7 separate regions of the Mus musculus genome follow, and all the other regions are linked to region 5. A link is a loop called in an ENCODE intact Hi-C map of the cell type or tissue named here. Cell type or tissue: left cerebral cortex. All regions are shown on one strand. Region 1 overlaps Hivep3 (human immunodeficiency virus type I enhancer binding protein 3). Region 2 overlaps Hivep3 (human immunodeficiency virus type I enhancer binding protein 3). Region 3 overlaps Hivep3 (human immunodeficiency virus type I enhancer binding protein 3). Region 4 has its middle 11 kb from the start of Gm35957. Region 5 has its middle 5.6 kb from the start of Hivep3. Region 6 has its middle 37 kb from the start of Gm35957. Region 7 holds the start of Gm38632 (a long non-coding RNA gene).

Region 1 (4,000 bases), 71 kb after region 5:
TTGAAGTAGGCTTTCCCTAAAATTTCTCACATTGGCTTTGAACTCAGTTTGTGGCTCAAGCTGGCCTCGAACTTGCAACCCTCCTGTGTTAGCTTCTAGTGTGGCTGGGATTACAGGCCTGTACCACAAGGATTCTGACTTTTATGACGCTAGGCGTCTGGCTTTGCTTGGTATTACTTTAGAAATGACAACACAATTTCTTGTTAATTGAGTGTATACCAGGAACTTGGTTCAGTGTCGTTAGCAACTAACACAAGGACAGTAGGATGTATCAACTTCTCGGCCACTTTATACTGAACTCATTGGGTCCTAAATGAACATTCCCACCAGGCCCTTTGTTTTCCTGTGGGGGAATCAAGGCTCAGAATGGGTGACGTGTTCATGCAGCTTGTAAGGAATGTGAAGAAAGGCAACTCCAGTGAGCCTGCTTTCTCCTCGCTTTAGGAAGAGCAGCGCCTGTCTACTTTCCCTTTTCAAAATGACACGAGCCCCCAGGTAGTGTGGCTCACAATCGATAATCTAGCACTTGGGCAACTAATGAAAGAGGATGGCATGTTTAAGGCCAGTTTGGGCGACACAAAGAAACCCTGCCTCAAAACCCATCAAAATAAAGGGGGGTGAGATATTCTGATAAACTTTGTAGAATATAAACTCGGCCAGAGGTGAGGCAGTGACAGTGGGCGGGACGTGTGTGTTATTATTGCTGTGGCCAAGTATCTGACAGGAAACAACTTCAGGGAGAAAGGGTTTATTTGACTCCCAGTCTGAGAGGATACCGCCCATCAAGGCAGGGAAGGGTTGGCATGGGGAGGGTAAGACAACTGGTTACATTGCGTCTGCAGGAAGGAAGCAGAGGACAGACAGGAAGCAGAGCCTGACTATCAGACCCCAAGGCCCAACCCTAGTGGCTTACAACCATCTGTCAGTACCAGCAGCTGGGGACCAGGTATTCAGACACACAAATGTATGGGAGACATTTCATATTCAGACAGCAGCACAGGATGGTTCAGCTCTGTGTGAAGAGATCACCAAGCTGGGGAAGGCTGTTCAACCTGGGGCTTTGCCTGGTTTACATGTGGGAAACCCTGCCTGCTGCTTCCTTAAGAAACCATTCAATAAACCTTAGAATCCCCAGATTTTTGTTCTCTGTCTGAGGTTGTGGTGGGATCCTGGAGGAGTTGGGTAGGAAGGCGTTTGAGAGGGAGAATCCTGGGTGTGTTTTAGGAATAAGGCACCTCAAGAAGATTGTGCTACAGCCTTCATCCAAAGGCTGCTGTGCACAGGTATGCTGTGTGGGCACTGGAAGTGGTAGTTTGTAGGTGGCAACAAGGGCTGGTTCCACTGTCCAGCATAGATCCGGTCACATCTGTAAGCTGTGCCAACACTGCCACTAGTAAGTAGGTGGGCATTCCTCCCAGCATCCTGCCAGCCCTTGATCTAGCAACCTAATAAACTCAGCTCCTAGCCTCCACTGTGTCACACTGCCAGGGAAGCGTGGGGCTTGCCTCACTGGGAGCCGTTGACTCTGCCTCAGCAGGGAAAGGATAGAAAGTGTGAGGCTTCACAGGCTCTTTGGCTTGTCTGGCTCCTCCTTGGAGAGCACTGTCAGCTCAGCATGCCTGGTTCCCTCCAGGGTCAGCTGTTCCACCCCGTCACTGAGCAGTGCAGCCAGAGTCCCATTGGCTACTGTGGGTTCCACTGCCTGGAGGTTGATATCTGAAGCATATTCATATCCCAGGATGAGGATGACTTCAAGGGAAAGTTGTAGGGAAATGTCAGGATCCTAGGGCACAGCCCTGAAACTACTGCAACTAACTGTTAGAAGGAGAGGTCACTTGAAAGAACAGTTTATTTTATCATGTCGTCAGAAGCTAGGGATCTGAAATCGGGGCATGAGTGGGGCCACGATCCTTTCAAAGGCTCTAGAGAAGTTTCCTCCTAGGCCTCTTGGTAGCTTCTGGTGGCTGCTGTTCATCCTTCCTGGTCCTGAGCTTATAGACACATCACTGTCTCTTTGGTCACAGGTTTTCTTTGTATATGTATCTGTATGTGTGGCTTCTCCTTGATCACAAGGGCTTTGTCATATTGGACTGGGAATAACCCCTCTCCAGGGTCACCTTAACTTAATTATATCTGCGAAGCCCCTGTTTTCAAATAAGGTCACAGTCCGGGGTTCTGGGTGGGTGTGGTGCTAGGGCATCTTCCAATCTGGTCCAGGCTCACTGGAAACAAGTGTAAAAACCTGTGAACTGTGGCAGCTGATGCACAGATGAAAACAGAGGCCCCAGGCAGCTTGCCAAGGGCTTCACGCTGGACTTTCTGTGGTGATAGAAGCCTCCTGTACTGGTACCTCTGGGGATGTGGCCGCTGTGACTGAAACACCGGGGTTTACATCAAATTTAGATTAAGTTGATTTACAGTCATTCTACCCCTTTTACTGTAATGATCCTGCTGGGGGAGGGATATGAAGCAGATTTCCCACTGAGGGCTGAATGCTCCACAGCCTCATACTCTCTGCATTTTGAATGGCTGCGAGTCTCTGTAAGGAATTGCCACCTACTACAAAGAGAAAGCCTCTCTGATGAGGGAGGGTTCAGAGCTGCACTAACTTATGGGCATAAGGAGAAGTATTTAGGGTGTAGCTTAATATTGTGTCCATTTAGCTGAACAAAGGCAGTAAGTTGTCCACAGGAGCCCAATGACTTCCCAGCGTGGATTCTCGGCCCTATTCACAGCACCAAGCACGAATCCCATCTTATGGAGCAAGTCTTAAATCCAATCTGAAAGCAGTTGGTTGCTCCCCAAACACTCATGTCATCATCTCACCAGTGGGCTGCTTGTTACTGTAGCTCACAGGGCTCACAGCTAAATATGATTGTTGATTATCCACCCCTGCCCGCCACAGCACCTTCTGGCATGATCGAGTGGGGCAGGCATCCAAGACAGAAGCAGTTTGCTATAACTCAAGTATATGGTATACTAAATGGGCTCTGGGAGGAGTTGGAGAGGGAGTGGACGGTGGACTTGATCGATATATATTCATATATAAAATTCTGAGAGGGGGGAGAGACAGAGACAGACAGACAGACAGACAGAGAGCACCTAGGCTAGGCACTGGGCATTTATGAAGCTGAGCAAGGTAGATGGAACCCTTCATGGGATCTAGGAAACGAGTTAGCCATGTATTGCCCCGGGTTCTGCCCCAGGTGGTACCTGCTAAGTCAGGGCTGTGGATAGGTCACATCCACTCTGAGTGTTCACACGTCCAGCATGCTCACGCCCAGGCACTGGGTTCCTTAGTGCCAGCCTCTGGGATTTTCCTATGGGAAACTTACCCAGGAGTTGCCATGGGAGCACATAAGTGACCCACTGTCGTCTGCCGGGACAGAGGGTTCTTGATGGACATGATGCTTAAACTGAATGCAGTCTGTGCTGCGGAGTCCCATGTGTGCTGAGGACGGGTGTGTGTGGTGAGCACCTTCTAAGAACATTCCCATGTGCTTTGCTACACAGAACCAGTAATAAGAGGAGACTGTTCTGGATCGGGACCTTGAGAAAAAGAGGTCAAAGGTTTTGTCATGGGCTCCACTTTGCCCTCTGTGGACCCTGAAGCTCATGGTGAAGAAACCACAGGCTAACTGTGGCACCCCTGTGGACACCAAGAAATGGAGGTTCAGAGAGGTAGAAAAACTTGATGATGTCATGCAGCAAGTGATTAGATAAGATGTAGTTATAAGCAGATTGCTAAGGATCCATTCCTGGGTCCCCCAAAATCCTTCTTGAGAAAAGCTGGTTTCAGTTTTGCGTTAGCTGTAAGTTGCTGTGAGCAGACACTGTTCCCCCACTCCCTCCCCCCCCCCCCGGGGTTGGATGATGCTCCTGCTTCCAATTCCATCTGGGATGGTGTTTTGTTGGGTTGGCGTCTTTGTTTTACGGACTGGCTGAGACTTGTAGGTGGATCCTCAAAAGGCAACAGCCATTTATGTTCCATTTACATCAT
Region 2 (4,000 bases), 320 kb after region 5:
CAGTTCCCCAGCCTATGGGGCCAGGCCTACAACTTGGGGCAGTACCTCAGGGCTTCACAGAGCCTTGGACAACCCATTCCCATAGCACTCTAGTCCTCTGTCTGCACTGTGCCCCAGAGAGGGGGCTGTCCCTAAGACAGTCCCAGCCTGCGTCCCAGAGCCTGTGGGGCTCATGTCCCTTGCTGCTCACCTCACTGCTCCTGCAAGGAACCATGCCCTGCTTTCTCTGCTTAGACCCTAAGGATTGGCCTGATTGTAGTATACTCGGTCAGAAGAACTTCTCAGCCCGCAGCTACTGTATTAGTCATGAGAATCCCATGTCACTCCAGCATTTAAGATTGCAAATCATCTTATCTGAGTGTGCCACCAGCCCCGGGGCCCAAACATAAGACAGAAGCAGAAGAAAAAAAATGCACCTGAGTGGTCTTTCAACTTCTCTGTGTTTTAACCAGCATCTCTGGTTCTCACTGTACCCTGCCCCCTCCCCCCCAGCTGCATGCCCTCCCTGCCCCAGCTCCTGTGTTTGACCTTCTGTAGCAGTTACAGTTGCATAGTCTGGCTGCATGCTGGAGCACAGGAGGCCTTGGCCCCTGCCCAGCCCTCGGCACTTGTGTAAGGAGCTGTGGCCTGGCAGCTGTGTATTGCCCTCCCCCTACCACCAGGCCATGAGTCTGTTCTCATTTCTTTCCAGGGAATCTGACTAAGCACATGAAGTCGAAAGCCCACAGCAAAAAGTGCCAAGAGACGGGGGTGCTGGAGGAGCTGGAAGCCGAAGAAGGTACTGTACCAACCTCCTCTTTCCCTAACTCCCTCTCCACTTCACATCCCTCCCCCTTACCCCTGACCTTCCCCCTTTCCAGACACCCTCATTTCTACTACTGTTCCCCTTCCTCTCTCTCCCTCCCACCATCTTTCCCTTCTATGTCCTCCCTTCTAGTTTGCTGAACAACTGGGAAGCAGCAAATGTTAAATTCATAAAATGCTCCCCAGTGCCACAGAGCCAGTCACTGTGCAGTTCAGTATAACCTAGTGTTCCAGCAGAAAGCCAGCCCCAACGGGAACTCGGCGCACCCAGTGTGTGCCAAGCACAGTCTAAACACGTGCCTTGAGTTGTCTTAGTGGGACCTGGATAGATCTTCAGGCACTTAACTAGAAGTCTCTTCTGATAGGAACCTGCAATGTGGTCTGTGGGACTGCGAGTGTCACTGAGAAAGGCAAAGCTAGATCGGGTAGGTCCATCCCTTCTCGGCCCTGACACATCACTACAACCTGACTATGGTCCTCCAGCATCAGAAACAAGCTAGAGGCAGACTGATAGCAGACAAGGCAGGGGACACGGGTAAGGAGGGAGGCCAGAGGGGCTGCGGCAGATAGAATGACAAACCTTAGCTGTAGATTCTCAGGAGTCAGGGTCAGGGCTTAGTGTGACAAGACGAAGAAGGGAGTGGGTCAGGGGGGTGGGGGGCAGAGAAGAAAGGAGAAAGCTGTGGTTTTTATTTTCTGTTTGTGAAGCAATCTAACAAGAGTTAGATCATGTTTCTTTTAACACTGAATAAACCAATGTTTACAACAATCCACTCAAAGCACTGTCTTCACAAATTATAATGTGAGGCCCCCATGTTGTCAAAATGCATGCCAGGCTACTATAGATGGTGTCCTGGCGAGGGCCCTGTAACATAAGCCCAGACATGGGACCATGAAGGACCATGAAAGACAGGGGGCCTTGGCTGACCTCTATCCTCTATCCTTGAGTATAATGGGAGTGATACATATGTCCTCTGCCTGTGTGCGGAGAACTCCAGCAGGGGTGTAGGGATGTGATCTAGGCCAGACACATGAGCACAGTTCAGGTGAGAAGTGGTCTGATTCCAGATGCTTTCAGAGACTGAGCCCATAGATGGTCCTGCTACATCATAGAGGGCAGAGGAGGGGAGGGAAAGGGCCAGGGATGGCTCCAAGCTTTGTAACCTAAGAGACTGGAAGGATGGAGTTGTTACTTCATGCACCAAGGCAGACCCAGCGACGGGCATTAGGATCTGGGTATCCTAAACATAGAGTTGGTAGCAGGAACTGCCCTGAAGAGCACCAAGCCAGGATGCCCTAGCTCCAGCACACTGCTAAGGAATGGGTTGTCAGCCACTGCCACCCTGTGGCCAGTCTTAGAAACTGCACCCAGAAGGTTCTGTCCAGTGCCTTCCACTAGATTTGAAAGCACTAAAGGCAGAAAAAGGCCCATATGGAATATCAGGAAAGGGGGGGGGGGTGCTGAGCAGGCAGGGGAACCCTTTAGATGCCTGCAGGAATCAGATGTGGAGTGCCTGAAGTAGTGTGGTCTGGAGAGGGCTTCTTCCATCATCCCCGCCACACTGGGACTCATACAGGGGGCCTTCACTTTCTCCTCAGTAAAGAAGGGCTTTGGGGCCTGTCTTGATGGATGTCAGGAGATGCTGGCCCCAACTCCCTCCCCAGTCAGGACCCTGCTTCAGCCTTCATGTGCAGATGCTAACAGTGCCACCCTGGCCACCTGCCTATGGGAGGGGGAGACACAGACAGAGGAGATGGTAGCAGACACAAAAGGACATAAACCAGCCATTGTCACCCAGCAAGAGGAGGGCAGGGTGGGGATTCGTGGCTGCATCTGCTTCTCAAAGCATAATGCCATTTTGAACTGTAGTGTGAGACGTGAGGACTATGAACCTTAGTTCTGACTAGGCCAGGAGATAGCTGGATGATTGTGGGGCAGGCCGTGGCCTTCTCCACGCTTGGGTTTCACTATGTGAGTGAGGGCCAGGGCTGAGTAAAACCTGAGGCCTGCAGTCAGGGCTCCTGCCAAAGTCCTAGGTCAGCAGAATGAGCTGATGCAGGGCTTTGCCCCTCCCTCCATCCCCTGTCTGTTATGTCTCCCATCACCCATTCCCCTCGAGGCCTCGTCTCTTCGCTCCCATCTGCCCAAACTCTGCCCTTGGAACCTCCCTCTGCCTGACAACTCCTTCTCTACACACAATTTTCTCTCTCTTTCCTAGTGAATGTTCACGTTATCCACTTTGGTACCTGACCATGGAGGTGTTAGCATCACTGTTTCTGGCCCTCCTGGGCATGGTGGAGAGCCAGGGCTCGGGGACTATCTTTCCTGACCAGGAGAAAATGGAATATTGGTGCCCGGGCGAGCGATAGGGATAGTGGACACATTAGGCCACCTGGAACCAGTTCAAACTGGTCATGTCACAGCAGTCTAGTGATGGGCCAACAGAGCACAAACTCTCCAGGTCATCCCCCAGATTGTGGACAGCTGACCATTTCAGGGATGCCTCGGTCTCCATTGCTGATGGTGGCACAGCCTCACCAGCTGATGGAAACCTCCACTCCATAAGAATCCAGACCCGGAAGCTGACGTTCAGAGTGCTCCACAGGGCAGGAATGGCAGGGGTCAGGCCTGCCCTAAAGACTGAGGCCAGCCTAGCCCAGCAACTCACAGAAGCTAAACTCTGCCATCTGCCCAGAGCCGCTGTGTAGGCCAGCCTGGTCATGTTAGCATCTGGTTTGCATTTTAACTGACCGTGACTGTCTGCTGGACCAGCCAGCATGCCCTGTCCCAGAGTGATAGATGCCATCAGTAATGGGGTCATAGTGGCTGTAATTATCTGGGCCCTTGCTGTGTACCAGGCCTGCATTATTTTTTCCTCTCAGAAAAAGCCATACAGTGAGACATCCACTTAACAAAAGGAGAGACTGAGGCACAGCATTACAGCTGGCTCGTGGTGAAACCCACACTGAGAAACCAGAAAGCAGATGATCTTGTTTGCCCCAGTGAAGCCCTAGGCCTTACTTGGGAAGGTTACCTGATCCCCCTTACCTCGGTTTCCTTATCCACAGCATGAGCGTAAGAATAGAACCCCCAGTTCCCCAGTGATGCCAGGATTCTTTGAGGGCTACATGAATTCACGTACCTAAAGCCCGCAGAGCTGAACTTGTTCGTCGAGGCATGAGGTCATTGTACACT
Region 3 (4,000 bases), 160 kb after region 5:
CCAGGGACTAAGTGATGGGCCTTTGGTGTGTAACTTTTTCCATGCCCTTGGGCCTTTGGTCACCATTCTGCCCCTGGATTCCTTAGCATCCTTCCCGGAAGCTGAGGACCCCTTGGCCAAGGTTTTGAGATCTTCGCATTCATTTAACCTTTTCAAGGCCCTGCTCTCACCTCCTCAGTGTATGGTTGTGCCCAGCCCCTGACTGGTCACTGGTGGTGTCATGATGTCAGCTGCATGCCGGTGTAAGCAGTTTCTCTGCTCACTCCTCAGATGAGCAAGCCCCAGAACACCAGGCTTTAACAGGTTCTTCCTGACTGATTCACCCACACAGCAGAGTTGGCAGAAAAATAAAAACAAAACAGGAAAAGAGCTGAATGTGAAATAGAGGTTCCTATCAGACATGTTAGCCCCAGAGTATAGCTTCCAAGGTGTGGCAGACATTCAGCACTGTGGGAGAATTTTCCATAGCGTTGTAATCTTCCTGTCTGACTGGAACCTCTAGTCATGGTTGTCATCTCAAAGACTTGAACTAGTCTGGTCTCAGAGTCAGTAGTCAGTGGGTCGGTATGAACCTGCTGACCCTCAGAGGCCAGCTCCTTGTCCTTCTCTGGGGACAACAGCCTGACTCACACAACCTTTCTCCCTCCCAACCAGTAAGTGGGGGCTGGGAGGTTTGATTTCCTTCTCTGATCCAGGCATGGGGCACTTGGCCCTGGGTGGGATCAGCAGATATCTGCCAGGTTGTATTTTTTCCTCTTTCCTGCATCCTGATAGATAGTGAAACTGAGGTGGGGAGATGTTTAGCAACTTGTTCAAGGTCACACAAGGTCAAATGGACTTGGAGCCCAAAGCTAGCTTCAGAGACTGCCTTTCTCCATGCTGTTCTCTGCAGAAGCAGGAGGTTCTAGGGAGCCAAAGGGAATAAAATCAGGATAGTACAGCAAAGGGGGCCAGCCTGGTTGGGGGTCAGGGGGAGACATTTCCTACTTGTAAAGCATTGAGCCCACCCACAGGGCAAAAAGAAAGAGTACAGGTGTTGCAGATGATATGCCACGCAGCACATATCATCCCTGTGGGATGGGGAGCATACATCAAATGATATGCAATCTAGGGAAAACCTATGCCTTGTAGGGAACCCCTGGCTCAACTTGGAATCACTGTTAACACAGAACTCACTTCCAGGAGACAGGCACGTGGACGGGAAGAGAGGCAGTGTTGGATGGTCAGACATGGGTTGGGGGCAGCTCTCTTTATCTCTACGTTCAGCCAGTGTAGGAAGAGTCACTAGCCACTGTGCTATGTGTCTGAGTCAATGGTGGGGTATATGGAGGCTTAGAAGTTTCTCATGGCCTGTGTGTAGTGGCTATTAAATGTTGAGTAGATGGGTGGATGGACAGATTAGTAGATGGATGAGTGAATGGATGGATGGATGGTTGAATAATGATTGGAAGGAGGAAGGAAAGATGGAAGGATGGACAGATGGATAAGAGGAAGGAAAAAAGCAAGAGGGAAAGGAAAGAAGGAAGGAAGGAAGGAAGGAAGAAGGAAGGAAGGAAGGAAGGAAGGAAGGAAGGAAGGAAGGAAGGAAGGAAGGAAAGAAAGAAAGAAAGAAAGAAAGAAAGAAAGAAAGAAAGAAAGAAAGACAGAAAGACAGAAAGACAGAAAGGAGAAAAAGACAAACAAACAAGTAGATGAACTGACAGATAAGATTTGGTGATTATCCACTTGAAGCAGAGTATATTCCAGGTCCAAACTCTAATGCTCTATCATAAGGGTAAATCCAGGTCAAATCTAGAACATGGAAGCATTTCTTGGCATTTTTCTTGGCCAACCAACATGAAGAAATGCCTTGGTCCTTGGTCTTCTTAGTATACTGTAGACAGCTGAAGGGCAAAGCAGAGATGTGCTGAGCACCCACTATGTGCCCGGCATCCTTTAGTTTGCAGTGTAGGCCGGCATGGGATGAAGCAGGAGCTACAACCTTAAATAAAAGGATAGCCAGTTCACATCGTCACGACTGAACTGAAACCCAGGCCACGGCTGCCAATTTCTGTAGCCCTAGGTTTCCCAGCAGCCATCGGGAAAGCAAGACAAGTAGGGAGGCATTTCTTCATGTCCTTGTGACCTAGCCTGTGACTCGCCTGTGTTTTGGGTTCTCTCTGTGCACTCTGTGGGCCTTCAAGAGACCCCAGGCCAAGGCAATGGGCTAGTGAGTAAAGAGAAAGATGCTGGGGCTATTTCCACAGTGAGACCTGCAAGGGCATCTTAGTCAGATACAGGACCCATTAGTCACTGACTCGGGTGGGTGGGAGTGTGGAATGGGTCAGGCTGTGGGAGGGAGCCAATACCAGCCCCATGGAAAAACAACTCAGGACCCAAAGCTGGTGGGTGGATGCCCGGGTGGGGATGGGCAGGTTCCTCCTCCCCAGCACCTGTTCTGTCTGACATGATGCTGAGGGAGACGAGGGGAAGATAGGAAGATGCCAGGGACACAGAAGAGGGGAAGGGGCGGGCGGTATGCCTTCCTTCCTTCTCTGTAAACAAGCAGAGCTGCCTCCTGACCACACTTCCTCCCCCATCCTAGCTGTGCTGTGTGATATTCAGCAAGGGTCTCCCTTCTCTGAGCCTTCCCTTTGGCCTCAGTGTTTTGTCTTAAAAGTCACGAGAAATACCAGTGAATGTGTTTGTCACTAGGCTGCTCTCTGCCTCCCTGGTTAAAGTTGGCCCTGCTCCCTTGTGCTTTCAGAGGCCAGCTATGCTCCTGGCCACCCAGAACAGGGCAGAGGAGAAAATCCAGAGCAGGGACCATAAGTCATGGAGACAATGGTCTTCTAGAAGCCCCAGAGGGGGCAGCGTCATGGGCTAGGAGACCAGAGCCCACCCAAGGTCTTGGACTCAGGAAATTGCTCACATGTTACCTTTACATTTGCCACTACATTTTGTCAAATTGTGTGTTGGGGCTTCCCAAGAGTTCCCATGTTAGTTGTCAGAATCAGGATGAATGTGAGACCTTACCAGGGCTTAGATTGTGGAAAGGGGGATTATTAGACCAAGTGACCCCGCGGGATACACGCTCAGAGTGACTCTTCTGCACGATGGCTTCCACTTTCTGCGACATTCTTTCATAGGCTTATCTTAGCAAGCTTGCAGGGAAGCGGACTGTGCCACTCCAGAAATGCTTTAAACCTTTCAGTGTCTCTCTCCACCCCGCCCCCACCCCAGCCCCTCCAGGTTTGCAGTGTGTGTGTCTGTGTGTCAAAGTAGAAGAGCTACAGAAGAGCTGTGGATGCTCAGGGTGGCCCTCATCACCCTCAGCCGACTGTGCAGTACACTGCTCTTGGCATGGCCTCAGAGATGGAATAGTCAGAGAAAAGAAGGTAGTAGGATCAGGAGCCTGGGAGCGTGGTGGGTGGCAGCCCTGTCACCAGTACTCCTGCTGCTGGCCAGCCGTGTGGCTCTGCGCACTAAGGATGAGAAAGGGGAGCCCATCACTTCAGAATTGGAGCCGCTGCCACTTCTAACTGCGCGATTTTAGGCAAGTGTCTTCAATTCCCTGCTCTGATTTGCTCATCTCTAAATTGGGAATAGACAGCTTCCTGTTTATAACATGGTGGTGGGTAGGAAAGAGCTGGCCACGGCTGGATAGTGGGCGGCTGTGGAAACACCTCAGAAACACTGAGTTGATGTCAGATGGGAATACGTCATGGCTGCCGCTGTGCTGGGGTTGGGGAAGCTGGACTGGGCAGCCTGGAGTTGAGAGTTGACTGTCTGGTCTCTGGGAGCTGCTGTTCTCTTCCTCTGTAAAGTGAATGTGAACCCCATCTGCTTGACAGAGCTGTCTGTAACCACACAGTATAGCATTGGGAAGCTGAGGCTGAAACACATTTGGTAATACAGTGTGGGTTGGTACAGTGGCTTGAGGTGGAGGGAGGACCCGGGGAAGCCCAGCTTTCTTTCCAGGAAGGGAAAGTTCGTGGGGCAACCCTATTCCTCCAACTTG
Region 4 (4,000 bases), 74 kb before region 5:
TACACTTTAGGGACAGGTCCCCAGAGACGCCCTTTCCTCTCACAAAGCCCACCTATGGAAGGTTGTTTTTTTTTTTTTTTTTCCCCAATAGAACAGTCAGCTGGGGACTGAGTCTTTGATACAGGGTATGTTTAAGATCCAAACCATAATGAGAAAAACTCTATGCACTTAGTAGTTCCTTCTCAATTGTCCTTTCCCTTTCCTGGAAACCTCTAGTTTGTTTCCTGTATTTATACAGTTGCCCGTTCTGGACGCTCCACACAAATAGAACCATACCCAGTAAAGTCTTTTGTGATTGGCACGAATTTAAGGTTCATCTGTGTTATACCATGTATCAGAATGACCATTCCTTTTTATTACCAAACACTAGTCCATTGGCATGAACAAACTAAAATTTACTAATCAATCACCCATCACCCCATAGTTCAGTCGTTTCCCCCTTCTCTTATTAATGTGCTGCTGGGAACATCTGCATCTAAGTATTTTGTGTAGACATTCTTTTGAACATATATCTAGGACAGAACTGCTGGGTATCCACTGATTTTGTAGGGAGTCACATGATCTTGTTTACACACTGAGCTAGGAAGCCTGGGGAGGTGCTGGGAGCTAGCAAGACTATTTCCTTCAGCGTCCCTCTTGTTAGCAGGATCTTGTCACTCAAGCCAACCTTCACAGAGATACTTCCTGGCTAGGGAGTAGATCCGAAGTGTGGAGCTGGGCTCCTCCGCCTGACTCGCTTAGGATCTCCTCTGGTCAGGGACTGTCTCTTCACAGACTCCTTCACTGCTCCTCCCGTAGTCCTGGACTCAAAGCCAGTTTAGCTGAGGAAGATGAGAACCAACCTGCGCTCAACGTCAAGACCGCTAGCACTGGTTTACGCTCTGCCCTCTGAGCATCCGCGCAAGCGCGGCTTTCCAACCCCCAGCGAGGAGGCGGGGAGTGGGCGGAGCCGACGTCTCCCAGGCCAATCGAAAGCGAGCGCCCCCGCCCTCGGCGCTGTGGACTGAGCTTGACCCCGGTCGCGGACGGGGGCGTGGCCCTAGAGGGGGCGTGGTTGAGGGATGGAGGCGGGTCCTGGGGCTGTCAGTCGGCGCCCGCCGCCGCGGCTGCTCGCACGCCGGGCCTCTGGAGCAACCTCAGCGGAGCGCGCAGGTAAGGCCGCCGCGCCGCAGCGCCAACGCGTCCCTGGGGACCAGTTGTCCGCGTCCTAGGGCCGTGTCAGCGCCGCACCGCCCAGGGGGCGGGCCCGTGGCCTACCCTCCCCCACGGCGCCCCGCGGACCCCGACTGTCCGCCCATCCGCAGGGATGCGGGGTTGGGGGCTCGGGTCCCACACCTGTCCCCGTGTTGCACTCGTGGACAGATTTCGGAGACCCGGCGCAACCCGGGGCGGGGAAAGTTTGTTGACATCGGTGCGCCGCGGGGAGCGGGCAGCTGAGCCCTCAGGGATGCGCCTTGGGCAGCTCGGCCGTGGCCCGGGTGGCCCGCGTGGCTCGGGTCCAGAAGTCCTGCTGAGAACCGCGCGGGGGTCCGAGGCTGCTGCGTGGCGCCGATCGCTGCGTAGCGTGGGTCTCAGCCCCTTCCTCGTAATTTATTGTGGACATTTAGACGCGGTGGGTGGGCGAATTTAGTTAGCTTTTTCTTAACACCTCTTGTTTGGGAGGTGTCTTGCCAGGGCCTGATTAGTTAATTAACAAGGTGGGAAAAACAAGATAGATCCTGATACGAAAGGCAAATAAGCAACTCCGTAAAAGCCACTTAGAGGTATTGGCAGTGAGAGATGCTTTTGGCCAAGGACAGCCCTGGCATCTTCTGGTTGTACCAGAGGGCTTAGGTACTCAGCGGAAGGCTTTCCTATGTATTTAGGCTCTAAAGTCTAAGGAAGGTTCTCTAGTTTTTCAAACATAAGCAGAGGAGGAAATGGACGCATGCTAAGGAAGCAGTTAAGGGAAAAACAGAGGCTCAAGTTAGTTTAGCTCCATGTCTGCTACCAGGTTACCTCTCCTCAGCAGAAAACCTCAGCTCTGCCTCCCACCTACCTCTCAGTCTTTCCAGGAGGGCTGTTTCCAGATGGGTAGGCACAACTGGTTCCCCTTTCAGACTGAAGACCTCTTGTTACCTGTAGTCTTACAGACCCGCCTAGGGATATCCTCTCAAAAAGGCTTAATTAGCACTTTCATCTGCCCATTAAGCAATGGACCTTGAAATCCTTTGTAATCAGGGGCTGTTGTAGTGTCGAATCTTTAATAATACCTAATTCATTTTAATAGTGTTTCTATAATAACCTTTCTACTAGTATGCCAGCCTTGCAACACCAGGACTTTGTGTTAGAAGCAGCAATTTACTAGAAATATTGTCACAGCAAAACCTCTCTAACAGATTTGCAACCCATGTTACTTAGGTAATTACTGCTAGAGGGTATAAGTTATTTTTCTTTTTAATATTTAGTGTAGTAGGTGTTACAGTGTTTTTGATCTCTGAGGTTGTTTGTCCCAGTCAGTGGAAATGGTGTCAGGCACTATGTAAATTGATTTTTTTGGGCAAAAAAAAAAAAAAATCACACGAATCCACGTTCTATAACTGATTCCTTTCTAGATAAAACTCTGAGCTAATAGCATTTGACTTTGTTTTGCCAACCTATGACAAAAATGAAGGTTTAGAAATATATTTAGAGGGGTATATTAAAGCTGCAATGATGTTTATAGCATATTTTATTAGTAAAACTAGCCAGTGCTCTTCTGAGTACTTTACAGGTATTTTATGTAACCCTCATGCTATCCTTACTGGGAAGGTTGAACCAGCACCCCATATTTCAGACAAGGAGCCTGAGGACCAGTTGTTTAACTCAGGTCAGACAATGAAACAACAGATTCTAACATAGGTAGCCTGAGTGCAGAGTCCAAATCCTGAGCCAGTGTGTGGTCCTGCTTCTCTAGACTCCTCTTTCCACAGGCATTGATTTCTATGTGCTGTTCCCACAGTGTTACGTTCTGCACCACAGGGAGGAGAAGGACACTTCACAGTGTCACATAAGCACTGGGGTGGAGTTCTTATGCGGTCCTTTACTTTGCTACCAGAATTCTATGACTTCGATGACAAACCATCATCTTCCCCCTTCCACCTCTTTATCAATGGGACAGCAGTCATGGAAGCAGATGAGCCAACTACCCTTGCTGTCCTGGGAGCTGGAGAGATGAGTTAGTGAACCTAAGAATGGAATGTCCTCTTGCTTAAGGCACAGCCTAAGATGCAGTATGAATGAATGGTGAATGTGGATGTGTGTGAGGGACAAGAACTGGAGGGTATACACTCTGCTGCTACCAGGCTCCCCGTGCGACTGCAGTGAAGGAGAGGCAGCACCCTGTTTAAGCATTGTTAATTTTAAAAATTACATTTATTAATTTATTGTGTGTATGTGTGTGTCAGAGTGTGTCAGACAGAGCAAGGAAGGGAGGGAGGGAGTGGGGAATAACTTGACCGAGTTGATTCTCTCCTTCCACCACACATGGGTCTACCACATTGAACTCAGGTTATCAGGCAACTGCCTTAGAGCCATCTCACCAGCCCAAATCTTTACTTCTGTCATCGTCATCGTCATCGTAGTAGTAGTAGTAGTAGTAGTAGTAGTAGTAGTAGTAGTAATCGTCGCGTAGTAAAAGCAGAGGAGAGATGCTTCCGTTAGCTGAGATAGCATGTGCAGTGCTGTATAAGGAAGGTATCTATGAGGAACCCTTGGCATTGGCATCATCCTGCAGGAGTCAGGTGATGGCAGGACCTGACTTGCAGACCAATGGGCTCCCAGAATTATGGTATCTAGGCTTGGGAGGATGCATGAGAAGTCACTTAGGGGGCTGGGGAGATGGCTTAGTGGGTAAAGTGATCGCCGTGCAAGCATGAGGACCCAAGTGCAGATCTTCAGCACCCACATCAAAACAGGATGCGTAGCATCAATCTGTAATCTCAGTACTGCTGGGGATGCAGACAGGGGGATCTTGGGACTT
Region 5 (4,000 bases):
CTTAGCCTACTCAATGAGTTCTAGACCATAAAACAGGTACCAGCATCTGATCAATGACACCCAAAGTTGTCCTTTGGCCTTCACACACATGTGTGCACACACACTTGTACAAATGCATGTCATGTACACATATGTACATGCCTACCCTCAAAACCTAAACCTATACTCAATCTAAAGCAATTGAATGGTCAAAATATTTAATAAATGAGCTAGCAATGAGGAGGCTGTCAGTGTGAAGACTGGATCATAGAAAGTTTGCTCTTCTTCTTCCTCTCCCTCCTCTTCCTCTCCCTCCTCTTCCTCTCCCTCCTCCTCTCCCTCCTCCTCTCCATTCTCCTCCTCCTCCTCCTCCTCCTCCTCCTCCTCCTCCTCCTCCTCCTCCTCCTCCTCCTCCTCCTCCACTTGCCTCTTGGTTTTGACTTGTCACTTCCTTCCTGCACACACTGACACAGCAGTCCTCCTCACTGCATTGTACTCAATCTTAATCAGCTGTTCTGCTGAGTGGGTTAGTGAGCCTGGCAACTGAACTGCCCTTTGAAGAACGTTATGAAACTAGAAAGGATAGTACGCACTTAGGGCAACAGAATTAGGTCCCAGTTGTCAGGGCAAAATGATGGGTTTATTCTTACAATATAATGTGTAAGTGGGATAAGTAAATGTAAGGTTATGGTGTGAGTGTAGACCAGGAAAGAGTGTGACTCAGTAGCAGTAATTACAGATAGATAGATAGATAGATAGATAGATAGATAGATAGATAGATAGATAGAAAACCAAACAGATTGATCAATCAATAGATAGATAGACAGATATAAAGAGCAATATAATTGTATTGCTTTCATCCCCAGATTCAATTGTTGTCCCAAGGACTTGAAAGAACTTTATAAACTAAAGATTACTTTCCTTCTTCGAGACTGAGGATAACCAAGACTGTATAGAATGTTAGCACCACAGACCCAGGGTCCTTTGTCTTCCTGCTTAGTCAGTCTCATCCACATGAAGTCCAAGCCTGCATTCCAGAGAACAGGAAAGAGAATTGGAGGGAGAGTGTGATCTTTCCCTTCAAGGACTGATCAGAAAACTACTCAGTGTACATGAGCTTGCAACTCAGAGCTAAAGCCTGTCCCCAGGACACACCTACAAGGAATGCTGAGAAATGTAGTCTTAGGTGGTGAATAGCTGAGTTACTACTAAGATGGGAGGAGAAGAATGTATGCTGATGGAACTTTAGCAGGCTTGAAATAAAGCCAGCATGCACATCAATGTAGTCTTACTCCCAGAAAAACCTGAGCAACTGTGTATTGTACTGAGAGAAATATAGAAGTCTCTAGAATGAGATAGCTAGCTTTCCCAGAACAAAGAACAAAACAGCAAACATTTAGTTTTGACCAGTCACATACGGTATTTGTCACAATTTTCCCCTGTGTTTATACTTTTATGATCCTTCCATAATGTCAAATGCACACTTATCATGTGAATTGTCCAAATCAGGCTGTCCCAAGGGCTGTAGTTTGTGTATATATGCTTAGTAGAAGCATGGTGGTCACATCTAGAATGTAGGAGTCTGTGTTCCAGGGAGCTGGTGAATGTACGGAGAAATGCAGGTGAGCCAAAGATGATGACCAGAGGCATCTCAGCCTGGACCAGCTCACATTCCCGAGGACTTGATCAGCATTCTCGAATAGTTGAGGAATATTTTGGTGATTAGGAGTGACTCAAATCTTGTTTGTATCAAGAGAGAAGAAGGAGAATTGGTAAGAGAAAGTTCTAGAAGGCAGACCAGAGTGCTGAATATTCAAGGGCTTTCTAGTTATTGCTTTTCACTTGAGAACCTATAATCAGGCATGTTATATAGCTAGCCTCAGTTTATTCTCCACAGCGCCAGGAGGTAGGTGTCACCATTATGTCTCATATTAGCTGATTTTATTTATTATTATTTATTAACAAAATTTCTGACAGAAACAACTTATTAGATGAAAGGTTTTGTTTTGTTTTGCTTATGGTTTGGAAGGGTACAGTCCATCACAGCAGAGAAGGCATGGTGGGATTCATGGCAGCGGGGGTGTGTGGCAGAGACCCATTATGGCAGACAAGGAAACAGAGTGGCCAGAACTAGGGACCACACCCTCAGAGTCCCCTCTCTAGTGGCCTACTTCAGCCAGCTAGGACTTACCTCCTAAACTTTAGGACCTAAGGCTCTTCAGCACCACCCCTTTTCCTCAGTAGCACCAGAAACTGGGGTGAGTGTTCAAAGCATGATTCTGGAAGGCACATTTCCCTGTTCAAGCCACAACACCTCTGCTTGACAACTGAGAAAGCAATATAACCCAGGTTACAGTAGCCTTAGCCACAGCTACTCCCTACTGCCCCCTTGTGTACAAATTAAATGTCTTGGATATGTAAATCCTGGAGTAGTGCCTGGCACCCAGTAAGAGGGAACACTTACTGGAATCCCTGCAGTTCTCACTGCGGTGGGTTTCATAGTCTGTGACTGAATACCGTGAACTTGATGCCGTCAGATGACATGTTCACCTGCTCGTAATTTGGACATCTGAAGTCTTCAGTCCGTTTCACTGGGTGGTAAGCAAGCGTTGACAGGGACAGTGCTAAGCTCCCTCCAGAGGCTTGAGGGGGATGGGGGGGGGGGGGTCAGGTGTGTGTGTGGATTCTGTTCTTGCTTTTTCCTACATTTGATGGCTTCTGACTTGTCCTGGCCTGGCTGCATCCCTCTGATCCTGACCTCTGTAATCCCATGACTTCTCTGCCTGCTTCCTGTCTCTTACAAAAGATCGTTGTGATTCCAAGCAGAGTTCTCCTAGTTTGTTTAGAATAACCTTCCCATATCCAGAGTACTAATTTATTCACATCATTTGTATTAAGGTAAGGCTCATTTTCCAGGCGTTAGGTAGCACATATCTGTGGGGGGCATTGTTTAGCCTTTCCCAATGCGATTTTGCATAGACTGGATGACCTCAGATTTTCTTTACACTATTAGAAAATAACTTTATGGCATCAAGTAAACTATAATATCTATCTATCTTTTGAGGTCTCTTTTTCTGAAAAAAGATTTTAAATAAGGCATGGGTTAAAGGAAATAATTCTTTTCAACAAGCCATAGACAAATACTATTATTATGTTACTGGATAATGATTTCTTTGTTCTACGGATTTAAAATTCAGCCTTCATGTCTTACCTTCACATGACAAACTATAGTCAAATTGTTTCTTGGCCATATTCAGTCCACCAGCCTGTTTTGCAGGTTCTGCAGTGTGAGGCTCTTTTGGTTATTGTAACACTGAAGTGTTATGTATTTCTAACTGGCAAATAAGCCTCTTCTTCCTTTTCTGGTTTCCCGGCCAGTGGCCCTTCTCCTGCTTTCTTTCTCGTTGGGTATTTCAGCTGTACTGGGTACGTTATGTACACCAGCATTACTCAGCACTCAGGATGCCAAGGAGGGAAGAACTGAAGCTTAAGGCTAGCCTGGGCTACATAGCAAGATACCATCTCTAAACAAACATCCATCATCAACAACCTCCGTCCTTACTGTTACTTTAACGTGGTATTTGGAAGAAGAGCCATTCTGGAATTGTCTACCCTACAAAAATGATCCTTTCAGTCTTGTTTATCATCATCATCATCATCATTATCGTTATTATTGTGAATCTGCTTCTGTATCTCCATTGAACATTTCTCAGTTTTATTAATATATAAGTTTAATTCTGGGACTTGTATTTTAAAAACAAATAGGTGGTGGCTAGTAGGTAAGAAGGTAGACTGGACACTGTAGAATGTTAGTAATAATAACCAATAAGAAAATAGAACAACTTAGAACCAAATACTCTATCAAAACTTTGTAAACTGGAAAGTCTGTCTGTCTGTCTGTCTGTCTGTCTGCCTCTCCCTCTCTGTGTCTCTCTCTCTGTTCTTTTATAGGTAAGTGATGAAATCGGTAGCAGGTGATGTTACAGAAGAGAGGGAATACTACATATTTAAATCATTTGAC
Region 6 (4,000 bases), 48 kb before region 5:
TTCAGACTTGAGGGGTTCTAGAGTAGAACTCCAGGGGTTCCTCTGACTATTCCACAAGATGGTTCATGGATCTGGAGTCGCCAAGACAATGGATTAGCTGAAAGAAGTAGGCAGGGCTTGCATTTGTTTTTTATTTGCATATGCATGTGTAGCAACACCAGGAGGCCTGTGTGTATATATGTGTACATGCATGTAGAGGCTGGAGGCCAGTGATGGGTGTCTTCTTCGATTGCTCTCAACCTTTTTTTTGAGATTGGGCCTCTTACTGTTTAGAGCTTTCTATGGCCAGATCAGTGAGCCCCAGGGATTCTCCTATCTTTGCCTCTCTAGTGCTGAGATCCTAAGAAGCCTACAGTTATGCCTGACTTTAAAACCTTAAAAATAATGGGGGGCTGGAGATCTGAACTCAGTTCCTTATATATGCATCCAGGTATCTGTAGTTTAAAAGCATCTTGAGTGGTATAGAGCTTTAGTTGGGGTTGGGGGCAGTGTGAAGACAGGGGTCCTCTCCCACTGAGGCTGCTTTCATAGTTGTCCTTCAGGGCCAGTCTGTCTTTCCTATCACCTGGGCAGGCACAGGGATCTCCCCTGGGCATATATGGGTGAGACACCATGACCGATGTTCTTCCCCACTGCTACGGGCCTCTGTGAGGTCTGGGGGAATTTCTTCCAGTTCCCTCAGCTCATGGACTACTTGAAGGTGCCTTTTGAGAACTGGAGTGGGTGGCAGATGGAGTTGGAAGGCATCTGGTCCTGTCTTGGTGTGATGTCTTCTGTGTTATTGAGCTGGGCTCAGACGGTTGCTGACTGTCACATTGTGTGCCTGATGCTTTTCTTTTTTTTAAATTAAAATAAAGACCTACTGTTTTTAAAAGAGAATTGGCAGTAGACCAGAGAAAATATGAGTTTAAACTTGTTTAAAGAGAACAGATACTTTCTGCCTTTTGGCTACTTTAAGTACTTAAGAACAGGGAGGTGGTGCTCACCAGGCATAGCAGAGGGAGACCATGTGCTCCTGCTGGGCTTGGCTTATCTCTCTGCTTGATGACAGATCATGAGGTATCTGGCGGAATCTTGGGCTAGGCCCAGGGCAGGGTGGGACACCTGAAGGATTTAGGTAGGCATTGGCTATTTACCAAGTGGTCAAAAATTATCTCAGTATTTTGCCAAACAAGTATGTCTGCTTGTACATCAGCTATGGTAGTAACAGATGGTAAACATTGGTCAACCTCGGCTGCAGTGTGAAGTCAGTCAAGGCTAGGGGAAAGATGCTGTGTGTGGAGGCATGGTCACACATCTCTTGTCAGTGCTGTGTCCTCAGGGTCAGACACATAGTAGGTGCTCCGTAACTACGTGTGAACCTGTCACAAGCAACATTTGTCTGAGGAGAGGGACCTTCAACTGAGAGAATGCCTCCATAAGGTTGGCCTGTGGGCAAGGCTGTGGTCCATTGTAAAAATGAGTGCTTGGCGTGTGAGCTAGCACACTGTGGGTGGTGCCATCCCTTAGCAGGTGGTCCTGAGGTGTATGAGAATGCAGGCTGAACAAGCCATGAGGGGCAAGCCAGTAAACAGTGGTCCTCTGCAGCGGCTGCTTCAGTTACTGCCTGAAAGTTTCTGGCTCGACTTCCCCCAGTGGCCTGAGGGTGACCTGTGAGTTGAAAGAAGCCACAGACCTTTTCCTCCCCAAGTTGCTCTTTGGTCATGGTGTTTCTTACAGCAGTAGAAACCTTAATGAAGACACCTGCCTATCAATTTAGCCCTTTAGCTGTTAGGACTCTCCTAAGAGCCGGTGGCCATGAAGCCTCAGCGCTAATGAAGGGCCTGGGCAGGGCTAATGCAGACTCACCACTGTCAGAGTGCCAAAGGTAAGGGGGTGCGGAGTGCTCACCTTTATCATCCTATGTCATCTTTACCATCTCCCTTCACCCCAAAGCTCAAGAGAACAGCCAGAAGAGGGAGCAGGAGGCATGTCATGTCAGAGCTGGAGGATGGGACGAGTGCTCTGAGTGCTGTCTTCTGGCTCTGACAGAGCCACTGCAACTGGTGAACTCATAGAGACCGTGGTCACCTGTGCCAGAGCTAGCCAGTCAGCATTCCAGCATGGGCTGGGAGGGACCGATGAGGTCCTGCCCCTAGCTGAGGAGCTACTGGCAGAGAGCGGTTGTTGGGGGAGAAGGATTCATTTTTCTTCAATGATGTAGCTGTGTCAGTTGCCCATGACCTGACGAATAACCCTATGCTCGCCCATGTATGTGCAAGCAACCCTAATTAAGCAGAAAAAAAAGACATGAAGGTAGGAGAGGGATGTGCTGGGAAGAGGAAAAGATCCAGAGGGAGTGGGAGGGGAAGGAGAGAGCAGAATGGGAGGTGGATATGATTAAAACATTTTGTATGAGATTATCAAAGAACAAATAAAGACTCTACTAAGAAAAGTGCAGACACAATAGTGAGACCTTGCAGAGAAATGTTCCCTAGAAGCTAGGCTGCCCTCTGTGTCACATGTCAGCTTCAGGAGAAAAGACATTTTCATAACAGTAGAGCGTGAAGTGTCTTTAACCTGGTTCTGTGAAACCAGACTGCTCGCACCCTCCCTAGACAGTGTTGGGGCTACGCTGACAAGCGTGTGCTGCTGAGCTGACAGTTCAGCGTCTTGATTATGTTCTTGCATCTGTTTGTTTATTCTGCTGCATATCACTCTGGTCCAGAGTGTCACTTGTTTTCAGTTCCCTGGCTCGCCATCTTTATGATCCATCCTGAGCCAAGACACTGAGTCTAGCCTTGAGGTTGGCCATGCAGGCTCTAGAGCTCAAGTCTGGCTCGGTGTGCGTGTGTCTCCTCTGTGCCCTGGCTTTCTTGCCACAAATGGAAACAGTAATAGGTCCTGTTAGTGTTACTACAGGGAACACACTTAGGGACAAGGCCTGGCACATCTTTGGTGCCATATGGATGCTCGTTCCACTTAGAATCTAATTTTAAATGACCAGATTTCAAATATGCTAATGTAAGACACAGGCTCAACCAGGTGACTTTCATACTTGGGGCTGAGGCTTGGCAGTAGTTGGCACCTCTGCTCTGTTCAGAATATTTCAGTGGGGTTTGCCTTATAAATGGGTGGGGGACATCTTTGACTGTTAGGGGGTCTTTAAGGTTGGCTTGAACATATTTTTGTATATTTCTCAGCATTGTGAACCACAGGAGAGCTGCCACCTACCTGCCTGGAGATTGGCTGGGGAGACTTCATGATGCATCCCCATTGATGAAATGGAAGGAGCTATCTGAGAGGAACTGGGGAGCGATGGAACAGATGGTGTGAGTCAAAGTCACTCTCCCATCCTCCTCTTATTTTGAGATGCTGCCTCTCTACCTCATGTGATCCTGGTGGGGTGGTCATTAAAGTGGTTTTTACTTCATCCTGCCCTCATAAGGGGACATGAGGTCTAATGTGGGCTACCCCAGCATCACATCCTCCTTGTCACCTAGACTCGTTTGTGGATGCAGTGTTTTCCCAGACTGAGGTTCAGAGACATCTGTGGTTCTTCTACTAGACACATTTTAGTAAGCTATGAGAGTGTTGAACTGTCAAAGCCTGCCATGTATGCAGTCTCTCTATAGCTAAAGAATGAAGTTAGTGTACAAAGAGAAGTAGAGATAAGCAAGGAGAACAAGAAAAAGAGACAGAACATATGCATATAATTTGAATACCAAGATCAACCATGGCTAAACAGTCCTGAGGAGCGGGGTCTAGAAATGTTTTATACGTTTGATTTTCTAGAACTTTCGATATGGCCTTATATGAAAAGATTGAGGACAATCCACTTGGTACACATCGTGTGTGTGTGTGTGTGTGTGTGTGTGTGTGTGCGCGCGTGCGTGCAGGTGCAAATGGAGACCAGCGGTCAGTCTCAGATGTCATTCCCCAGGAGCACTGACCACTTTGCTTTTTTGAGGCAGGGTCTCTCATTGGCCTGACTTGCTGATTAGGGTAAAGTGGCTGTCCA
Region 7 (4,000 bases), 220 kb after region 5:
CCAGGCCACTGAGAACAGGGGAGGGGTGGGATGGGGACAGGGATCTGGATATGGTGGGGTTGACAGCAGGATAATAGAAGTTATGCAAAGGCCCCCAAGAAGTGAGAACTGATTTACTATAGGAGCCAGCTGAAGCTGGGCTGCAGGGAGTGCAGCTGTTTGGGGTGAAATGGGATGGGGATGGGGAGGAGGGGTCCCATGCACATGAGAGCACATGGCCTCATTCAAGCTGGGCTTGGGCTGCTGGAAGTGCGGGGTGGGGGGGGAGAGTGGCATCCACAGAACTACTCGGAAGCTTGGTAACTGATGGGCAAGCAGGCAGCTGTGGGTGATCAGGCTCAGCTACTGTCACCCCTGCCTTCCCTTCCCATAAGCAGGACAGCCGTAGTGCTCTCCCTTCAGCTCCCGGGAGTGTGGCAGCCATTAGATAGCTGGGGCTCCCTCTGTTAAGGCTGGTGGTCTGGAAGTGATCAGCTTGCTCTGACCTGGATCTGGAGGGAAAGCATGGGCTCTGGTGGAGCTGTTGTAGGAAGGCACAGAAATACTCAGGGTCAATAGCTCTGTCTACTGGGCTCAGGTGTGTTTGAGATCATGGCCTTGGAGCCAGAGAAAGCTTGGTTCTGTTAAGGATCCTTTGGGGGAAAGACCCGATCCAAATAGAAACAATGGCAGACCTTTATGATCCAGAGAGTGTGTCTTCTTTATAGTCTGATTGCCCCTGCTCCTTATAACCTCTTGCTGAAGCTGTTCCAGGGTCGACAAGCTAGGCCTGGAGTCAGCCAAGCCAGGGCAGCTCACAATAACCCCCTCAGGGTCTGTACAGGCACCTGTAGACTGCAGACAGTGCCAAAGTCTCAAGGCCACTGCTTTGTGTTGGCTGGTGGGGACAATTGGGGGACTGCCTCAAATACATTCTTTGCTGTTCCCAATGTGGACCAAAGTAAGGCAGGTTTGGTACTAGATGAAGAAGCTTCTAGTAAGGGTTGACCACTGGGAAGTCCCTGATGACTCCCACCTCCACCCAGTCAGAGCCCAGAGAGATCCTGCCAGGTCCTCTGCTCCCAGCAATCCTTAAAGCTGATTCCCGCCTGGGAATGCATGGGCTTTCTAGATAGGGCTGGAATCTGGGAGGAAGACTACTGGCGGAGCTCATTTTAGAAAAGGCGATAGGCACCCTCCTGGCCCTGTGGATCCAAGGCATGGCACCCAACGACAGGGCTTCCCTGTCTGTCCTCTCTGGAGAGCCTGAGAGGAAATGACAGCGCGGGAGCCAGGGCGGGCGGGGAGGGAGGGGCGGTGCCCACAGTGACACGGCCTGTCACAGTGGAGGCGGCCGCGCAGACCCTCCCAGTGGCTGCTGGAGCCGGGGATTCCCCAGCCGCAGATCCCAAGCCCCAGCCGCCACGCGCTGCGTCGCCAGGCTGCTCCATGACCCCTGCTGCCCGGGCATCCCGGACCAGCTGGTGGCCAGGCTGTGCTCGCCCCAGACAGACAGTGGGGTCCCCGGGTTTGGCAACAGGAAACTCTGGGGAGAGAATGGAAAGAAGTGGGTGGTCCGGCCCCTGCGACTTCCCCTGACATCACTGCCCAAATAAGGAGCTTCCCAGCGGCCGCGGGGCGGCCCAGAGCCGCGCCCGCCCCGCGCCCACCCCGCGCCGCGTGGGCCGCCAAGCGAGCGCCCAGGGCACCGCCGGGCGGAGCCGAGCCGGGCGGAGCCGAGCGCGCGGGCGCTGCCGAGCCGCCGGAGGCCGGGCGCGCAGCCCGGCGCAGCCTAGCGCAGCTAGCCCGGCGCGGCGCAGCCCAGCGCAGCCAGCCCGAAGCGCAGAGCCCAGCCGGCCGCAGGTAAGCACGGAGCACGGAACACCCCGCAGCAACGAGGCTACGGCGGGTGGGCGCGGCGGTCCTAGCTTCCCGGATCCCTTGGGTGCGAGCAGCCCGGGCTCTGCGCCGGTGCACGCGCTCTGCGCTCGCGTTTTCCCAACGCTACTTCAGTCATCATCCTAGGGTGACGAGCGTTCCCGCGCCCGCACACCGCCGCGATGCGCAGCCCCATTCGCCCTTGGGTGCGCAGACTCCAGGGTCCTGTGCGGATTCTCGTCCCTTCTCAGGGACGCACCGCGGGGTCTACATACCTCTGGGAACTGCTCAATGGGTTTGGTTGTTCTGGCCACGTTTCCCCGGGAGGCCTCGTCAGTTTCAGACTGTCAGAGCACACAGCCTTTGCTCATTGCGCGCTCACTGTTAAGAGAGTGAAAGTAGCCCTGATCTGGTTCTTCCTTATCCCTGGCAGAATGGCACCTGGCTCAGAGGGGGTAGGGGGTGGTACATAGGGGTCCATACCTCTCAGTGGTAGGTAGTGTGTTGACATTGACAAGGAGATGTTGGGCCTCACAGACTAGTGTTCCCAGAGTCCTGCTCCATGGGTATTTCTAAGAGCACCAACCCTAGCCGCTTGGCATGTGCAGGGTGCTTGGGCTTGGGACAGGACTGATGGTGGCTGCAGAACAGGTGCGGTGGCATCAGCCTTGAGTTCTTAATAGGGGTTTCACATAGTGACCATTGCTCACCTATAAGAATATAGTGAATTTGTGTATTGTTTGGTGGAGACCACAGAGACCAGCCCACAGCAGTGGCTCACCCAGATCAGAGTGGTCCAAACTTCATTCATCTATGCTCTTGTCGTCTAGAAAATGGGGATGAGTGTCCTCCAGGGAGAACTGAGGGCCTGTGAGTTAAATTGTTTTGTAACTGTGAAGTTGTGTGTGTGTGTACTGGTTCCAGTAGTTTGAGTGGTTACTGGGCAGGCACTTGCCATGGCTCTGCTCTGTGACCTAGAACACCATTTCTGCCCTATCATCTGCACAGAAGCAGGCATTAACAAGTGTCCTTTGTGCTGGCTTGCAGATTTCCCAGTGTGTTCCATGGAACGTTCGTTCTGAAGGCTGTGCCACGAGTAAAGGTTTCCTCGTTTAAGTCTGGAAGTTTCCACAAGATCTTTATTACCCATCTGGCCAATCAGTCCAGATTAGCAAATTAAAGGCTCTGAAAAGTCCTGCAGGACAAGAACCTGTTTAACTTTGTCAAATCCATCATTCCTCTTGTTGGCTGTAGCCCTTTTCAAATTATATAGGCTTGCTTCTCCTAGAGCTGATGCAGTGCCGCAAACAAACTGACAGCTGATTTCTAATTGCCCTCTTGGGTGGAGGATGGCCAGGAGCTCAGAGCCACAAGTGGCCTGAGATCGCCCAGTAGTGACCAAATCCACTGAGTAGTTCCTAGAGACAGTTAAACTACCGTCAAAACACTGAGAACGGGGACCAGAACCCAGCGTCCCACCCAGTGCTCGCCCATAACTGAACTGCATGCAGATGTGAGGCGATTCCCTGCTGGGACCAACCTTGCTGCTTTATGCAGGCACCTATAGAAGTGCACTGAGAAACACATCGGTTTACATGATTGGTTATTGGATGAACTATTGATCAGCTACCTACTATGCACTATTTGTTTCTGGGACTCCATGAAGCGGGGATAACTGAACTTCATGACAATCAGTCTTTTCCTCAGACATGCCTGTATACTGCTTCACACTCAACAGCCATCTCTATACATAGACCCACTGTAGAAGTAGATCCCTCCACCCCCACCCCTTCTGTCTTTCACATAACATGTGTGCGCACTCGTGTACACACACACACACACACATGATCCTGTCCACTCATCCACACAAGCTCACACTCTCTCCTACACACTCTACTCCATATACTTGTTCACACTCACACAACTGCTTCTACACACACACACACACACACACACACACACATCCTGTTGTGCCCCAGTCTGTGGCCAAGAGTCACTCATCAGAAAACTCCCTTGTCCCCATGTCCCCAGAGTTAGCAGTTGCTCCTCAGGATGCATCCTGAGTGAGTGAGAATCCCTCTTGGGGCTAAGCCAAGGCCAGGGGTTCTCAGTGTCTCCCACTTTCTTTCACTTCCTGCCCTTT

The links. Hi-C counts contacts between places; a loop is a spot of excess contacts. Peaks named below come from ENCODE experiments on the same cell type or tissue, not always from the same donor. Only the 100,000 strongest peaks of a DNase experiment are listed, where the experiment ranks them.
Region 1: a loop joins it to region 5, with 2.3 times the contacts of the local background. A loop is called at or near these places in 6 of 42 quality-filtered maps.
Region 2: a loop joins it to region 5, with 4 times the contacts of the local background. A loop is called at or near these places in 3 of 42 quality-filtered maps.
Region 3: it touches region 5 in a loop (3-fold over the local background); 2 of 42 quality-filtered maps call a loop at or near these places.
Region 4: a loop joins it to region 5, with 2.5 times the contacts of the local background. A loop is called at or near these places in 13 of 42 quality-filtered maps.
Region 6: it touches region 5 in a loop (2.4-fold over the local background); 3 of 42 quality-filtered maps call a loop at or near these places.
Region 7: a loop joins it to region 5, with 1.9 times the contacts of the local background. A loop is called at or near these places in 3 of 42 quality-filtered maps.

What each region holds. Positions count from the first base shown.
Region 1 is chr4:119,877,582-119,881,581 of GRCm38, forward strand. The region is part of intron 1 of Hivep3 (human immunodeficiency virus type I enhancer binding protein 3); the gene reads left to right. Among named protein-coding and RNA genes, the nearest start is that of Hivep3, 65 kb to the left of the region's middle. In left cerebral cortex, no CTCF peak of the experiment used is centred here; DNase peaks (open chromatin) are centred at 1,512, 2,315, 2,889, 3,312 and 2 more places; H3K27ac peaks cover 2,172 bases.
Region 2 is chr4:120,127,585-120,131,584 of GRCm38, forward strand. Hivep3 (human immunodeficiency virus type I enhancer binding protein 3) reads left to right here. Exons shown (of 9, transcript NM_010657.3): 7 at 692-778. Among named protein-coding and RNA genes, the nearest start is that of Edn2, 32 kb to the right of the region's middle. In left cerebral cortex, CTCF peaks have their summits at 2,139 (motif pointing left) and 2,346; DNase peaks (open chromatin) are centred at 340, 702, 1,035 and 2,119; H3K27ac peaks cover 1,227 bases.
Region 3 is chr4:119,962,679-119,966,678 of GRCm38, forward strand. All of the region lies in intron 1 of Hivep3 (human immunodeficiency virus type I enhancer binding protein 3), which reads left to right. Among named protein-coding and RNA genes, the nearest start is that of Gm38632, 69 kb to the right of the region's middle. In left cerebral cortex, no CTCF peak of the experiment used is centred here; DNase peaks (open chromatin) are centred at 436, 2,443, 3,136 and 3,650; H3K27ac peaks cover 2,559 bases.
Region 4 is chr4:119,732,711-119,736,710 of GRCm38, forward strand. It overlaps a transcript of Hivep3 not described here. Among named protein-coding and RNA genes, the nearest start is that of Gm35957, 11 kb to the left of the region's middle. In left cerebral cortex, a CTCF peak has its summit at 1,028; DNase peaks (open chromatin) are centred at 972 and 1,999; H3K4me3 peaks cover 2,076 bases; H3K27ac peaks cover 1,291 bases.
Region 5 is chr4:119,807,079-119,811,078 of GRCm38, forward strand. It overlaps a transcript of Hivep3 not described here. Among named protein-coding and RNA genes, the nearest start is that of Hivep3, 5.6 kb to the right of the region's middle. In left cerebral cortex, a CTCF peak has its summit at 2,365 (motif pointing left); a DNase peak (open chromatin) is centred at 2,376.
Region 6 is chr4:119,759,038-119,763,037 of GRCm38, forward strand. It overlaps a transcript of Hivep3 not described here. Among named protein-coding and RNA genes, the nearest start is that of Gm35957, 37 kb to the left of the region's middle. In left cerebral cortex, a CTCF peak has its summit at 1,914 (motif pointing right); DNase peaks (open chromatin) are centred at 756, 2,943 and 3,346; H3K27ac peaks cover 2,876 bases.
Region 7 is chr4:120,031,124-120,035,123 of GRCm38, forward strand. All of the region lies in intron 2 of Hivep3 (human immunodeficiency virus type I enhancer binding protein 3), which reads left to right. It overlaps Gm38632 (a long non-coding RNA gene), which reads right to left and starts at 2,270. Exons shown (of 5, transcript XR_003955100.1): 1 at 2,133-2,270. In left cerebral cortex, no CTCF peak of the experiment used is centred here; DNase peaks (open chromatin) are centred at 1,623, 2,044 and 2,903; H3K4me3 peaks cover 2,580 bases; H3K27ac peaks cover 2,772 bases.